2 separate regions of the Homo sapiens genome follow, and region 2 is linked to region 1. The links are chromatin loops, found by intact Hi-C in ENCODE. Cell type or tissue: A673. All regions are shown on one strand.

Evidence for each region. Peaks named below come from ENCODE experiments on the same cell type or tissue, not always from the same donor. Only the 100,000 strongest peaks of a DNase experiment are listed, where the experiment ranks them.
Region 2: it touches region 1 in a loop (9-fold over the local background); 46 of 110 quality-filtered maps call a loop at or near these places.

Annotation. Positions count from the first base shown.
Region 1 is chr10:129,027,601-129,035,600 of GRCh38, reverse strand. LOC124902559 (a long non-coding RNA gene) reads left to right here. Exons shown (of 2, transcript XR_007062390.1): 2 at 1-282. Among named protein-coding and RNA genes, the nearest start is that of LINC02667, 120 kb to the right of the region's middle. RefSeq lists an enhancer at 690-2,408. In A673, CTCF peaks have their summits at 2,101 and 3,880 (motif pointing left); DNase peaks (open chromatin) are centred at 100, 320, 1,600, 3,870 and 5 weaker places; H3K4me3 peaks cover 5,547 bases; H3K27ac peaks cover 7,919 bases.
Region 2 is chr10:129,323,914-129,331,913 of GRCh38, reverse strand. No RefSeq gene overlaps it. Among named protein-coding and RNA genes, the nearest start is that of MGMT, 140 kb to the left of the region's middle. In A673, no CTCF peak of the experiment used is centred here; a DNase peak (open chromatin) is centred at 3,163; H3K27ac peaks cover 4,436 bases.

The DNA.
Region 1 (8,000 bases):
TGCAAGCCTCATAAGTCGTGGTTTGGTCGGTGCTGCCCATCAAATCAACTTCCTGAACTTGTTTTCATCTGAACTCCAAGGCAGCCCAGGCGCGGGGGGAGCGCAATCGCTCGTGTCTGACTGGCTGCCTCTGAAGTCGTCCGTTACCAGTAGTCTGTTTAGAAGGTGGATTGTTAATTGTTTGATTTTTCTGCCAACAGGATTCCCTGCAAATTAGAATTGTAATCGCTGTGGGTATTTCCTGAATTAAAAGAAAATATATAATAAAATAAATAAATATTAGTTGTTTGGTTGTATAAGCTTTTGAGACCTGCGAGGCTCCTCATCAATTATTAAACTTGGCCGAAGATGACATTCCTAACTAGTGAGTGTGCCTGGAAAAAAAAAGACGCTGGCTAGAAAGCTTTGAGGCGCAAATTTCCACGTTCTTACTGCTTGGCTCTGAAAGTCTATGCCCGGAAGCTTTAATTTCTTTAATACTATATAATATAATTATATAGTACTTAAAAAACATGTAGTGTAGTTATTAAATATAGTTAGAATTTTAAATGTATCATTTGATATATTTAATACACACATGTATATATGTATTTTTAAGTGGGGTTTGGGCATTATTTAGTGTTCACACCTACGGAGCTCATTTGTCCAGCGCTATATTTAGGCATCAATAGGAGCGCATTAGGTAGCAAATAGCAACATGCTGGATTGGACACACTTCATAATTTGATGGCAGGAGAAAAATGGCAAAATATCGCTCTGGTCAAAGTTATTAAAGGCCAGGTTCACTACACGGTTCTGGTTAGGAGATAAAATATGAGAGGGCAGCTTACATATTGCCGTGATTAAATATTTACTGTTCAAAGAAGATTCACAGAACTTTTTAAAATTAATGGCTTCGAGTCTTTGTTTGGATAGTATCACAAGTATTGAACCATTTATTGAACTGTTTGCTGAGCTATTTTACTATCGTTAGTGACATCCTACATTGCCAGCCTTTCTCTCTCTCTCTCTCTCTCTTTCTTTCTCTCTCTCTTTTAAAAGAGAAATAGAGTGGAATCGCTCCCTTTCTGCTCTCACCAGCTGGTAGATATAAATTATATATTAAACTGTATTTGCAATGGATCACTGCAAGTGACAAGTAGTTTTCCGAAGGCTTTGTCATTGCAATGGAGTGTGCGCCTTTCGTACAGTGGTTAATATGAGTCCTTATTCATATTGTCCAAGTCTTCAAAAACATAATTCAGAAAAATGGGCAGCACTTAATAGAGCTAATCTCTTGTTCTGATTCAGCCTTCAAGATCAGCAGCCTGTAAATAAGTAAAAAAAAGGGCCTAAACGGATTTAGCGCTGTTAATCTTTCCATAGTGGGGATATCTAGCTCTTTAGTCTGCAGTCTTTGTTGACAGAAGTGGCTTCTATTGTGCCAGCTCCAGTGGCTCAGAAGCCGGTTCCTTTTGAAGGGACTGCTATCGGCCCTCTGCACGCGCGCCACCCTCGCCCTGCACCGGCAAGATAGGCTGGCCACAGCGGTGGAGGGAGAGATTGGTTTGTGTGTCACCCACAGCATATGCTGAATTCAGCTCCTGTAAGTGGTGCGGGGTGAATAGTAAGCGATGACAATGGCTTGTGCTACATGCTCTATGCCTCCTCTTGCTCTTATTTGACTTTGCCTGCTTCACTGATTTTATTATGACAGCCTGAATACTGAGGAGGGAATTAAACTGTTAAGCAGGCATCAGAGGCTGTCTAATGTTTAATGCAAGAGTCGGAGCATGTAAGAACTGATAATGAATACAAACAGGGCGACATCTTATTTGCTGTGTTTTTATTAGGATGACTTGAGAGCTTGACATCCATTGCTATCACTTTTCTCTTCTGTTTTTTCAGTTTTCGGGGGTTAAAATTTCTAGCACTGGTGACAAACGTGCCTAAATGTGATGTGAATTAAAGGCGGCTCTAGGAGATTGTAATACTTGGAAATCATCACCTATAATAATTATGTATAGATAGGAGGTAGTCATGGCTGTTAAAAGGTCACCCAGTGAGATGTAATTGCCTTTTTCATACTCCACTACATTTACTAGGACAGAAGCGCGACCCTGCTGGCAAGCGCAGTAAATATGCCATCTTGAGAATGTAATGATACATGCCAGCACTCTCTGGCTCTTGCTGACTGCCCAATTCCTGCGATGGGCTGGAAAGAAAATGGGCTGAAAATGTAAAAATAAAGTAATGACCACATGGTAAGAATGCGAAAATTAAAAATAAAATCTTCAATTAAATATCGTACCCCCCCCCCCCACCATGTCATAAAGACAGAAAGGTGCCTTATGCCATAATGACTTAAGAGGTGATTCCTAAAGGTCTTTTCTGTAGTTCTTCTTAAATAAAGAAACGGCAGCTGGAGTGGAGCGACGGCAGCCCGGCCGCAGCAGAGCCAGCCGCTCTCCGGGTTCGCAGCCGAAATTTCCAATGCCCTCGGTGACTCTTTAGAGAGCGGGAGTAAATGCCAAGTTGCCCACTTTGAAGGGACATGAATGCAGCTGGGAGACATCAGATTCCGTTCCACAGAAAGAAGCAGAAAATGTGGCGAGACTGTTTTGTCTTCCTGATTACACTGAGAGTGTATTGGGGCAGTCAGGAAAACAGACATATCCCTGGATATCCATATGCAGGCTAAGTCGCTCTTTTTTTTCTTATACGTGGCTTTGTTCCCAAGTACAGCAGAGGTGAGGGGTGGGGCGGGGGTGGGACCGGCAGGGCAGCACGGGAGAGAAGTGGCTTCCAAGAGCTTCCCTGGAAAACCTGCCATGCACCCAGCAAGGGAAAGGCTGGGGCTGTGGAGCAGCACATTGAGAAGACAAGAAAAGTCTGTTATTAAACATTCCCAGTAAATCACCGTTTGCACTGCAAACGCGTCCAATGCATGGTGGAAGGAGAAGCAGAGTCAGGAATTCTGTAGCGTGGAATGAGGGTAGCATTGACTTCGCAATCACGCCCTGCACTTCTATAGAACTGGATCAAGCAAAGTCTTCGTGGCGTGTGGACCCCAAGCTGAGTGAGATCATAGGAGCCCTCCTCTGTGTAGACACCAGAATATTTTCAAACTTACTATATCATTGTAGTTATCATGGAAATGGGTTTTAAATTACCGCCTTTTAACGGTGAACCCAGCTAACAGGAAACTTAGAAATCCAGCTGCCTAAGTCAACTGCTAAATTTTTAAAAAGTGAAATACAATATGTAATACGGTTCCCCCCGCACCCCAGCATCTTAAACATCCCTCTCCTTTAAAAATCTCCGGAGTGCTAGGCTATACTAGTTATTACCAATTGAATTTTCAATAGCCAACTTTCCAAGCCCTAACTTTGACAAATTTTATTTCACATTTGTCAAAGGAAATAAAGCTGACAGCATTACAGGGACTGTGTACTAAAAGTAGTATCTCAATTCCAGCAGTCTGTCCAACCTTTTCTTCCCTAGGGGAGCATTAAATCTGGACCCAATTCACAGCTTTGTTTGAACACTATATTTTGCCTTTTCTTTGCACCTTTGATATTTATTTCAGTGTTAAATCTATTCTTCCCTTCATCTATTACCCTGTTTTATTTCTGTTTTTGAGAACCTATATTTTTGCTAATAAATATTCACTGCACCATTTCATCCTGTACTTAATATGCCCAGTGCATGTTTTCTGTGCTAACTTCGCAACAGATTGAGTGGACATTCCACCGTTGCAGCATAGTCATAAAATTCAGGAACTTATAAAACCTACCTTTCCTCTTCCACCATCGCTTTGCTACAGTATATTTTCCGCCCTCTCCTCCCCGCTACTGGCTGTGGCCGCCCTGAGCAGAGCCACAGCTCCCCCCCGTGGCCTCCTGGGGGGATGGCTTCCCGGCCACACCGGAGACTCCCACCTCAGCCTCCTTCCTGAGTTTCCCATTCTGTCCTGGCTACTGCATTTCCGTCTGACCACATTTCAAACCCGGTTTGCAGGCCCCACTTCAAGTGCTGGGAGGTAGGTACAAAAGAAAGCAGCTGGGAAAAAATAATGTCTTCCAAACATAAGCCGACATATGTGTTGGCACTCATGTAGACAATTGGTGATATAGGGCTTGCACTCCCTTTTTTTCTGTCACCCTGCATCTCACACGCACACACAATACCTGTGTTTCTTGAGGGTAGAGATACGGGAGCCGGCACGGAGCTCAGTGCCGTGCAAACCCAGATTCGTAGGTGTGCTCTAGGGTCACCTTTAGGTTGCTTCAGGAAAATCCCCATGCAAGGTTCTTGCCAGATTTGGGGAAATGCTTAGTTTAATGGAAACACTGTTCACTTGGAGTAAGGTAGAATTATAGCCAACTTAAAACAAAAAAAAGCTTAACATATGACAGCGACTCAGCTGGAACCCTGGAACACAGACTGCACGCATCTCTGATCTTCCGCATCACATTAAGTAACAAAGACCAGAGGACTTCAGATATGTACTAGATAGACTGTGTTTGATCACAGTAAAATGCTTCGCCCCATTCCGGACTATGGATTGCCTCATTGATTTTTCTTCTCCCCTCCTTCCTGAAAGAAGGGACTCTTTTAAGTATGTCTGATTCTTTTAATTAGATCATTACTGCTACTGTAATGTTTACTCCAGTATAATCTCTTATGAATAGCATGGGGCTTTTTAACAGTAGATGTTACGCTGCCCCTGGTATCATTTGGGAAAATACACGCAAATAGTTAAGTCTGAATAATAAATATGGCTGCTTTCATACACGCTCGCGTGCGCACACACATGCACATACACAAATTCTTTGAAATCACTTTTGAAAAATACCAGCGTTTCTTGCGACTTAGGAAATGAGCTGCAGTCAGAGCGGGCACATCCGCCGTATTATGCATGTAAATGCATGCCGTCCATGGAGAAACTGGGTGTCGAGTGTCTGTCTGCGTTCGCAAACACAAGAAAGTTTCCACTGCAGTCATCTGAAAGATTTGAAAAGAACGACTTGAATCTGACCCCGATCTAGCTAGCAGGATCACCTAGAATTCTGTTTCTCTTGCCAAGGGTCTTACTTTCTTTTCCTTCCTTTTTTCTTTTCTTCCTTTTCCTGCTACCATGAGTCTATCTATCCATTCTCCCTTCTTGTGTTTTTCATTATGCGTTCTTAACCTCAGTTTGATGATCTGGACCATCTACGGGTTTGGCCGTGGTCAACTGGCTGCCCAGCGACGTAGCTGGGGCGCTTTGTGGATGTGCAGAGAGCACATCGGGAACTGTTCCCGCAGGCTGGGTCTCCCTGCATGTAAGTGCAACTTAAGGCTGTGGACCTGTGCGTGGGAGCAGCTGCACATATAAAAAAAAATCGTGGTCACTGATTTCAAAAGAATAACCATTAAAGAAAGTAAATATATTAAATGATAATTTCCAAAGACAATAATTAGTATAATAGATCTCTTCAAATATCAATGTTTATGATGTGAGTAATGGTGAAAAGCACCGTTTATTTGTTTCTAATGAAAGACAGAATAATTTTATTCAGGAAACTTAAGCACTTAGGTTCAGGCAACTGGGCAGGTCTGAAAGAGACCGTTCTTAGTGTGTGTAATGTAACTTCTATGGCACTGCCTCTTAAAGTATGTTAAATAATAAATAACTTATTAAAACATGTTCAATGTAATAATGCCCTTTTTCATGAATTGTTGTAAAAGAGAGATTAGAAAAGTAGAGGAAGCAGTCTTCAGGGGAAAATAACGGGAATTTCTAGCAGTAGAGTTGTGTAATGGTTCTATATTTTTAAAATGTGCCTGTACTCCATTCATAGTCATTTAAGTGCTTAAATAAGCACAATAAATGTAAATAATTTACTGCTTTGCAAACAGAAAATTGGGCAGAAAAGTAATTTTGAATAGCAAGTTGGCTTGCAATCTTCGATGATTTGGGACCCTGTAAAATGCAACTGACACGGCTGTTCATTAAACCGCTGCTATTGAGCCTTCTTTACATTCATTAGCGATTAATTCAGACAGATATTTAACTTAATAAGGTAAGCAAATAAACAAAAAATCACTTTCGGCGCCTTAAGGTTTTTAGACCTCTAATTGCTTTTGTGCCCTAATTATCAAGATTAACACCTTATACTGTTCTCACTCCGTTTCACTGTGCAAAAAGAAAAAAAAAAAAAAGAATGCCACCAGAGCATTTTGACATCTTTTAAGTAGAAAGTGGCAAAGGGTTAAGGATTTTCCCTTCTAAGACAAAATGACCACCCACCACAACCAGAGACTCTGGCGAAGTTGTGCGTGGATTTTTAAAAACATTAGCTGAACAGAGAGCCACACACGTCTGTGCTGAGAGAATAGAGCTTGCATGGAATTCTAAGCCAAGAGACGCTTCTGTCTTGCAGATAAATCAGACTTCCAGAAGGAGTGGTGGACTGCGTTTCGACTCTGCTCATCACGTCTCCGGCTATATTTTTGTTGCAGCATTAATCAAAGATTTGCTGTGTGGCTGTTATATTTAAAAGTTTACATTAACTTAAGGTCATGTGTAGTTGTCAGCACTTTGTAATTAGCGACAAACTACTTACAGGTCCTTGAATATTTACTGTAATAATATTATTCATAATAGAGTCATTCAGTATTCATGTGGATATAATATGTAATTCCATTGTAATTTAGCATTAATTAATGTCCACTTATTGCAGCATATTATAGTATATGAAACAATTTCTGATAAGAAACACCAGTGTAATTTAAGGATGAATCTGACATAATTTGAATAATGATATACATTGCTTCATGTCTGGATGCTTCTGTCCCCACCCCCATCTCCCTGCATGCGTGTGAGCCCGGAGGACCCTTGGAAATACCACATACACACGCATGCACTCCCCCACACACCCCTTGTGTGTGGAGCTGCGTAGGTATTTGTAAAGACACTCTGGTGTGTCTGGAATCCCTTTCTAGATCTTACTTAGGTCCGAATGTTGAAGTTTGCTACCATCAGAGCTTTCTGTTGCCACCGCAACACCTGCGCAAATTGCTGATTCAGTAGCTCTCCTAAAAAAGACCATCCTAAGACAGCTGCCCTTTCATATAGAGGCAACTATTCTTAAGTGACCATTACAACAGGACTTAAAAACTAAAAGCAAATGTCCGTGTATCTATTTATCCATCCGTCTCTCCTTCCTTTCTTTATCAATTAATGGATCAATTGATAGAGATATTTTTATATATCTTTTTGCCTACTGACCTATTGAGAAACAAAGTTAAAACTGACCATTCTGAACAGGAGCATCTAGGAAGCTAAGTGATGAGAGGTGCTAGGTTAGAATCGGCTGGCCGCTTTGAGACACTGGCTGTCTGCAGTGCTCCTGAAATAACTCTCCAGCCTTCAGGTTGCTAATTGCTGTTTGCTGGTCTTATAAGAAGTCCTGAAGCTCCAGCACCATTCTCACTTGAACTTGATAGCATATTTCACTCATTCTTGTAGCATTAGGGGATTTAAAACCTCCTTTTCCTTTAATTCTTTTCTTTCTTTAATGGGTGACTGGATAAATTCAGTGGTGGATTTTTGTGACATTAAAACAGCAGATAAGTCTATGATGCACTCTCGCTGTGTGGTTTAAAAATCCCTCACCATATGTTTCCTCACTGGAATGCCTCGTCTTGCAAAATTACAGAAACCGAAGCTTAAAAACACAATTAGGTAGTTTAAAATGAAGTATTAAAGAAATACCACATATATTCAGATGGCTGCAATGTTTTCTTCCCCTCTCCTTTTTTTGGTTTTGTTTTGTTCTTGGAGTATTCAAAAAGCCTCTACTGTGTTTGATTTTTACACTAATCATGCCCCATATTTTTTGGATTATGTTATATAGGCTGTGGTTAAATTATAAATGAAGGAGTGAACTACAGACTTCTTGTCATAACAGCAGATTTTATGTTGTTACAGAAAATGCAAAAAAAAAAAAAAAAAAAAAAAGGTTTTGCGATGA
Region 2 (8,000 bases), 300 kb before region 1:
CCTCATCCCTCTTTATGAGGGCAAGAGAGGGGGAAGCCTTCCACGGTGCCTTGTTGCTATCCCTCAGGGGTAAATTTTTAGCTGCAGAATTTATGAGTTGCACATTTATTTGATTTGGCTTTTGGTTAATTTTTTTTCTCCTCTTGTCAACCTGACAATATGAGGGCAGACGGATGCAGTCCCTGTAGAAGAGGCAGTAAACGGTGCTCTTGGAGGCTGCTTTATAGAGGCCTTCTAGACTGCGATCCCTCGGCCCTCCCCCCCGCCGTCCCTCTCCTTCCTTCCTCCCTTCTCCTCTCATTGCCAGTTCAGCAAGGCTCACGCGACCAGAACACTCCACTCTAAATAAATAAATCCTGAAATAAATATGGGTGTGAGTCTCATTAACATTACCTGTCAAATCCCTAAGCATAGAACCCCCAAATGGCCCCCTGGGTCTCCCAGTAATTTCTGGAAAGCACATAAAAAAAGACGATCAGTGGGTATATTTGTGGAAGTCATTAGCAGGGTGGGGGAAGATATGCTTATAAGTCAATAATTCTTTTTGACACGACCTTAGCTCTGGTTGTGTGGCGACTCCCCTTAATGGAAGGAAAAGACATATGGCCTGAGTTTTATGACAGATGTCAGGAATCCTGAAAGGTGGCACAGGGAAGATCTTGGTGATTTTTTTCCCCTTTTAACTGACACGGATATATGGGATATTTTGTCAACCTAATGAGTGTTTTCTTCAGTTCTTCTGATCATACAGTGGCAGGTGAACATAGTGACCCACTTTTCAAAGGACGGTAAATATCGAAGGCAAAATTTATGTTAGAAAAGGTCCAGAGAAGAGACACTCAATCTGAAATCTTAAAAATCGTATAGTGTTGGATTTATTGCATGTTACCTCTGCAGCGTGTTAATCCTTAATTGGGTTTTCAAAGTCATTAAGGGAAGATTCACATTTACCTCTTGAATAAAATTCCTGTGGCTCATATGTTGTTTATTTGGGAGAGTGTTGAGTTAGTGGTTCATCCCAAAGAGCATTTTCTGCTGTTTCGCATTTTGGAGTTCATAAGGGTGACCCTCATCATGGCCTCACAAAGATGTTAGGCATTGAACCTAAGAAGGAATGAGTTGCCCAAGTGCCTTGCTGACCTGCGACAGGGCCCTTTGTTATTTCTTTGAAGGAGAGCTATCAGGTGATACTCAGCAGAATTGCATCTCCAAGAGAGCTGATTACGGAGCCATGAGTGGACAACTTTAGAAAGTGATCACGATTTGGAGCACACGTTCCCAAGGCAGAGCTACTGAATTTGATTTGGGAGGAAAGAAGGTTTGAGATACAATACAGCACTTTGTAATCATTTATTTGTCTTGGAAAGGCCCCTGGAGGTGCTTGAATTATAATAGAAAACAGCAGTTATAAATCAGGCCATCAGCGTGTAGGGCCCGATCTCTGGCAGCACCCCGCATTCACTTAGCTAAGAGCTGCCACTTTCCAGCCCTTGCCTTGGTTTGTAAGAAAAAGGGGAACTTAGCTAACATCAAGATGCACTTGATTTTCCTGATTCTTTTTTTGTTTAAGCACCAAAGCAGTACCAGTAGCTTTCCGGGCTGCATTCTCAAAATGACTGTGGCCAATATTTTATCAAAAGCAGAGTCCTGAGTACTTGTGAATATTTGGCTGATTGATGCTTTCACTGACTTTTGCAGACCAAGTTTGAAAACAATTTTATTTAACTTATCTATCTGAGCCTTGTCCTTTCTCCCACGGCCAACTCCCTCCTCCATGTTCTCACTCTCCCCCCATTCTTTTTTTTTTTTTTTGAGACGGAGTCTCGCTGTTGCCCAGCCTGGAGTGCAGTGGCGCGATCTCAGCTCACTGCAACCTCTGCCTCCTGGGGTCAAGTGATTCTCCAGTCTCAGCCTCCTGAGTAGCTGGGATTACGGGTGCGTGCCACCACGCCTGGTTAATTTTTGTACTTTTAGTAGAGACGGGGTTTCAACACGTTGGCCGGGCTGGTCTTGAGCTGCTGACCTCAAGTGATCCACCTGCCTAGGCCTCCCAAAGTGCTGGGACTACAGGCGTGAGTCACTGTGCCGTGTTCCCTTCTTTCTAAAGGCCGACTCTCTTCACTGTTTCTATTCTTGTCACCCCCACTTCTGGAGCACTGAGGGGAACACAACATTGACTTGCAGTTTCGGAACCCTGGGTGGGAGCAGTGGGGGAGGAGGCAGTGGAGAGAATTTTGCTTCATGAGATGGTGGAGGGTTAATCCGGCCGCCCTCCCTGCTCCAGACCCCACCCTGGACCAGCAGTTCTTTGCCACGGTTGGCTGGGCTAAGTCAAACCTCCCTTTCTCATTCCAGTGGCAAGCATGACGGAATAGAAATGCATTCCCTTGATCAGGAATCCCTTCCAAGTCTTTCAGGGTGTGTTGGAGTTCTCGCAATGACCTTCTCTCAGGTTTCTGGGTACGATGGGAATACGTTCTTTTCAATGCACAGAGACAGTCCATCAGCATCCTGACCAAGAGGCTTCTATTTTAAAAATCCAAGTTAACTGGGCCATTTGGAGGCAAGCGTTTTAGCTGAAGCTATGCACTTTTACGTGTAATTTTGCATATGTAGCTGCAAGTCCAAAGAAAAGTCAAAATTGGGAAGTATCACTTCAAGATTTGTTTCCTTATTTTATTAGGGTTTCCATTTCTAGCAAGTTTTATTTGGCTATTTACTTTGCTTATATTAATACAATTCAGTTTGATGTTTTTCATAAGGAACAACTCTTGCTTCCTTTAAGTAAGGGAATTATTTAATTATTGAATGGGAATTTTCAATGCAAATCTTCCTGTAAGAAATAGCAATATATTTAAGTCAATCTATGCAATTTCTCTTCTGCGATTAGAAACAATTTTTGGCCTCCGCAGTGTGGGCTATTTTTTTTCCCAGCTGCCAGGCTGATGCATACATTTAGCCATCATATACATTTTCAGTGAAGAGTGGCTTAAATGATCTGCTTTGTTCACTGCTTAATTATGTTATTTTACTGTTCCTGAAAACCTGACACAAGGCAAATTTACATTACTGTGCTCCTAATTAGCCAATAATCCTTGAGGATTTGAATGATACATACCCAAAGTCATTTCCTTCTCCACTAAATATGAATTTCCTTACATCAGGTTAAGAGGATGGTGCAATGACAGAAGGCATCTTGGTGATGACAGCCCTCAACATGCCTGTCTCCTGAGTCACACTGCGTTAAAAACCACATAATGATTTCAGCAGTATCATAAAGTACATCATAGGAAATCAATAAATAAACGATGTAGTTGGCTAAGATGTGCTTAGTTGTTCATCAGATGGTAAAAGCCCTTGTAGATGCTTCTTCTAGTTTTTAAATGAACTCAGCTGTGCATTTCTTTGCCTGTAATCCACACTCTGCTCTATCTGCTTCACACTGTCCATTGGAAATGTGTCCATGTCAGCCAGCAGAGAATCTAGGTGGCCCCACAGGCAGCTCTATTAGCACCTGGAATTGCCCTGTTCACCGCAAAGCCTAGCTCTCAATCCAATCCATGTGCATCTCTGTACAGGTGACAGGCATCTCCCCCATTCAAGAGACTCTCTTCCTCACTTGCTACTTGTTACCCGTTACTGCTCCTGTGGCTTTCTTCCCTACCTCACTTTGTCTGGGCCTCCCTTCTGTCACACATGGCTGTGTGCTTCAGGGAAGTCAGGCTACATCTTCTGCCCTAAGTCTAGGTCAGGACTGGTCTAAGTCAGTGCTTCTCATACTACCTGGACCATCAACCAGATACAAGAAATTCATCTTACGTTGCAGCTCAGTGCACACATAAGTAGGTGGACATGTGTATATTCATATTTATATTTACATCTGGACTCAAATTTCACTTGCGAAATGGGAGTTGGGACCTACTCCATGGATGTCATGGATTTCAGTCGGCAGGGCCTGTCTAAGCTAGGGATGGTTTTAGGCAAGGGCACGTCATACGATTCTGGCCATAAGAAGCTGAGTGGCTCCTTGAGGGGTCTGAATTGTTAGCAGACTCAAGGGAGGCACCTGTGCGTTTTGGGCTGGGTGTCCTGCTGGCTGCATGGGATAACCGAGATGGGCTGCAAAGGCGCGGATCTGTGGATAGCAGATGACACCTTGGATCTTTGGTTATGTTGCTGAACTAGCCAGTATGCTGCCAAGCTATTTCAGGAAGTCTTGTTGTGAGATAAATTTCACTGTTGTTTAAGCCAGTTCGATTGGAGTTTTCTGTTACTTGCAGTCAAAAGCTTCTTAATATATTTCAGTGTCTAGGAATCACATCACCTGAGCTGGGGTTTGTGGTACCTGATGTTAACAGACTAGGGTCATATCCCAATTAAAAGAAGATGAACTTAGAACCCTTTTTGTCATGTTAAGTCAACTGAACATTTGTGGCTTTAGTGGCCCATGGGACTGGTTTGGGGACCTGATTCAGCATAAACTGAAATTTGTGATTTGACCTCTGTGGTTTTGGCTACTTGTAGGTAACCTAGAAGGCTCATGGCATATAGTCATTTGTAATTTGCTGAGCCACATATTTAGATTTTGTATGCCATAAAATGGATTCTGTATGCTGTGAATACTGAATCGATGAGCCCAGATAACACCCAGCAGGTTTATGATGTGGCTGTGTGGGTCTCCTCTTCTCTTCATAGACAAGAGGAGACAAGAAAATGGCTCAAACTCATTTTCTCATGATGAAGTATTCGCTACCCCTCCCTTCCACCTTACACACACCACAAGCTATTTGTTAATGCTGGAAATAAAGAGAAAGTAAAGTAAATGGTGATTCATATCTGGGAAATTGAACTCTGGAGAAAGAGGAGAACAAAATACTGGGTTGTGGCCCCTACCCAGTACCAGAATGGGTCCCCTGGAAAATCAATGCGGTCATGAGAAGAAGTGACCTATGAAACTGTGGGTGTGAATGCTTCATCCAGGGCAGAAATTACTTGCTGATGAGGGCTAAGCATCAGTGGAAGTTTGGAGAGCATTCTACAATTGTGTGTAGACTGCCAGTAAGCTTGTTGGACATGATATAATGATATACCTCAGTGTCCCTGGATGGGAGTTTGTGAGGGTCTCGGGACATGCTCCCATGAATGTGAAGAGTCTTCTGAATCCACAGTGAGTGAATGCTCTGTAAGCCAGAGGATGGCAAAAGGCTCTGCTTTATAGGAGCTGGAAGTTGCTAATTGTTAGGCAATTGTGGTAATCCTTTTAGTTTAGGCAGTCTTGCAGGATGTGCATTCACAGAGACTTGCGCTGGTCTCCTGCAACTCACCTTTGCTCGAGTACAGTGTTTGGGGTCTGTCAGTTTCCATGGAATTAATGAATTAAGCAACAACGTATTGGGTTGGTTCTGAAGAGTCACCGGAATCAGAGACAGAAGGGGAAACAGTGAATTCCTCTGGTGATGATCAGGTAGAAAGAAACGGAGGATGTGGACCCAGTACTTCAGCCAGGGCCCTGATCAGTTGTCTGATCCATGCCCTCGATCCATGGCATCACTCATCTCAATGGTCTAGCTTAATTCACAGTCAGAGCTGGAGCCAGGGGCTGAGCATTGCTTATCACCACAGTCTCCACTGTGGGCTCAGGCAATGGTTAGAGCTAAGTCCACCTCCCTGTGGAAGGAAAGGGCTCCATCTGGGAAAGTCACTGTGGGGGTGACACACCTGTTCGTGAGCTTACCTTTGTTTCAGGTGGGGACATTCATGTATCCATTTCAGGGATGTGACAGGAAAAGCATAGAGGGGGCAGCTAGAGAGAGAGTACCATGGACAGGGGCAACATTGCTGGGCACAGTGGCTCACACTTGTATTCCCAGCACTTTGGGAGGCTGAGGCAAGAGGATCACTTGAGCCTAGGAGTTCGAGATCAGCCTGTCTCCACAAAAAAACAAAAAATAAAAAATTAGCTGGGTGTGGTGGCTTGTGCCTGTAGTCCCAGCCACTTGGGAGGCTGAGGCAGGAGGATCACTTGAGCCCAGGAGTTCAAGGCTGCAGTGAGCTATGTTCTGCCCAAGGCACTCCAGCCTGGGTGACAGAGTAAGACGCTGTCTCTTAAAACAGACAAACAAACAAAAAAAGAGAACATGGAAGATTCCAGAGAAGAATTTATAGTGAGGCTTCAGGACCATGCTGCAGAGTGGTGAGTTGGGTTGAAAGTTGCTGCTCTGTGGTCTGCCAGAGACCAGAGATGTGGTTTTTAAAACAAGTTTTTAATGCTTTAAAACTTGTGGTGACTTCAATTTCAGATCCAGAATTTATCGTTTGTTTATTAACAGATGTATGTAATAATTTGGTGCTGTCTTCAAGTTAATTAAAGTCAATTAGAAATTGGTTATTTGCTTTTGAATAGAAAAATTAGCAGTTGCTGTTGGTAAAGGTGAAGCTATTCCTTCAAGAGTCAAATCAGCTCTCCAAAGCACAGATATCCCACTACCCTTAAAGTATCATGAGAAATTTTGTTTCTTGTGTGGCCCAAGCACCAAGACTGTATGGCCATAATGTGTTTTTTATACTTTTTTGTGTCTTCCACCCCAAGGCACTAACTTGTGGGAAGTGGTCACCTGCAGGAGTCTGTTTCATTAAAGTCCAGACACCAACAATATGAGGTTTCTTGAACATTTTTTTCCTCTGATGTCTGTGTTTTGAAACTCCTGTGAAAAGCCAGGGTACCTCTGTGAGGTGTCACTTGCACTGTAAAATCATTTGCTCTGGGGAATCTTATTTCATTTATTCTTCCTTCAAAACAGAATCGTCAGAATCCAGAACAGAAAACAGTGGAACATAAAGTGTTTTGCAAGTACTTCGGCCAAAACTTAGAAATGTGCATTAAAAAATAAATAAAAAGCATGAAGGAGTGGTATTTTTGAAGTTTAAATTATCTTCGCACACCGTTTGAACCTGTTGTCCTTTCAGCCTTAAAGGAAGTGATTCCCGCCAAGCGGCCATCTCTCCAGGACTAAATTGTGAGCCTCTTTCGGACAGGAGAGACTTAGGGAATTTTTTTTGGACATTCACATGGATTCTAGAATATTCCAAAGGGTTGGTTCTTAGTTATATATTACTTAAGGATGTTAACTTGATATTTGTAATACAAGCTCCTGGTCATTTTGTGGTGGTGACAGGGCTCATTGAAATCCAGATGTCTTGGGTTCTAGAGGTCATACCCTGAGTTCCACCCTCCTCTCAGTTCTTAGCCCTCCAAAGAGACATTGTCATTAGCAACTTGAGTTTATTGCAGAAGACAGCAACTTAACAGGATGAAACTTTAAAAATTAAAACTGGCAAAACAATTGTTATTGACTGAAATGGAAAGTGAGTTGTAATTTGGAACTAAATTATTTATAAACAACGGCTGGTGTTGTATTGGAACTACGTAGATGGTAAAAATCTGCTTCTAAAACATCTTGCTAAGCGTGAAGGTTTTCAGCATCATTTGAAAATGCTCCAAGGAGGTCTTGTGATGGATACAAAGGCTTGCACACAGTCGCCAGATAGCTGATGTGCAAAATAGGAGGAGATGAAGTCTGAGGGGCAGAAGCCGGTGACGGTGATTCAGAAGAAATCTAAACTGTATGAGCATAACCTTTTATATAGAGATTCTAATTCTTCATTCAAAATTTAGGCAGGCGGCGGGCAAAATGTAATCACTTTTTAGCATGACTGTACTGTATAAGCATATTAGAAAAGCTCTGTGATGGTAATCGCGTAGTGAACTTGAAACCACCCCTAATTAAACTGCCTGCATCCCCCAGCATTTTTCTGTAATGATGTCAAACCATGTAGCAATTAGTTGCACCTCTATGAATGTAAACACTGTTTGTAAATCATATAAACTTAACCTGGTTTGCTTATTGAAAATCTCCTAAAAAGGAATTAATTAGCTTTGTATGTTTTGGAATCACAATTTATGGGATCATTTTGGAATCTCTCACTGAAGTCAAATTAAT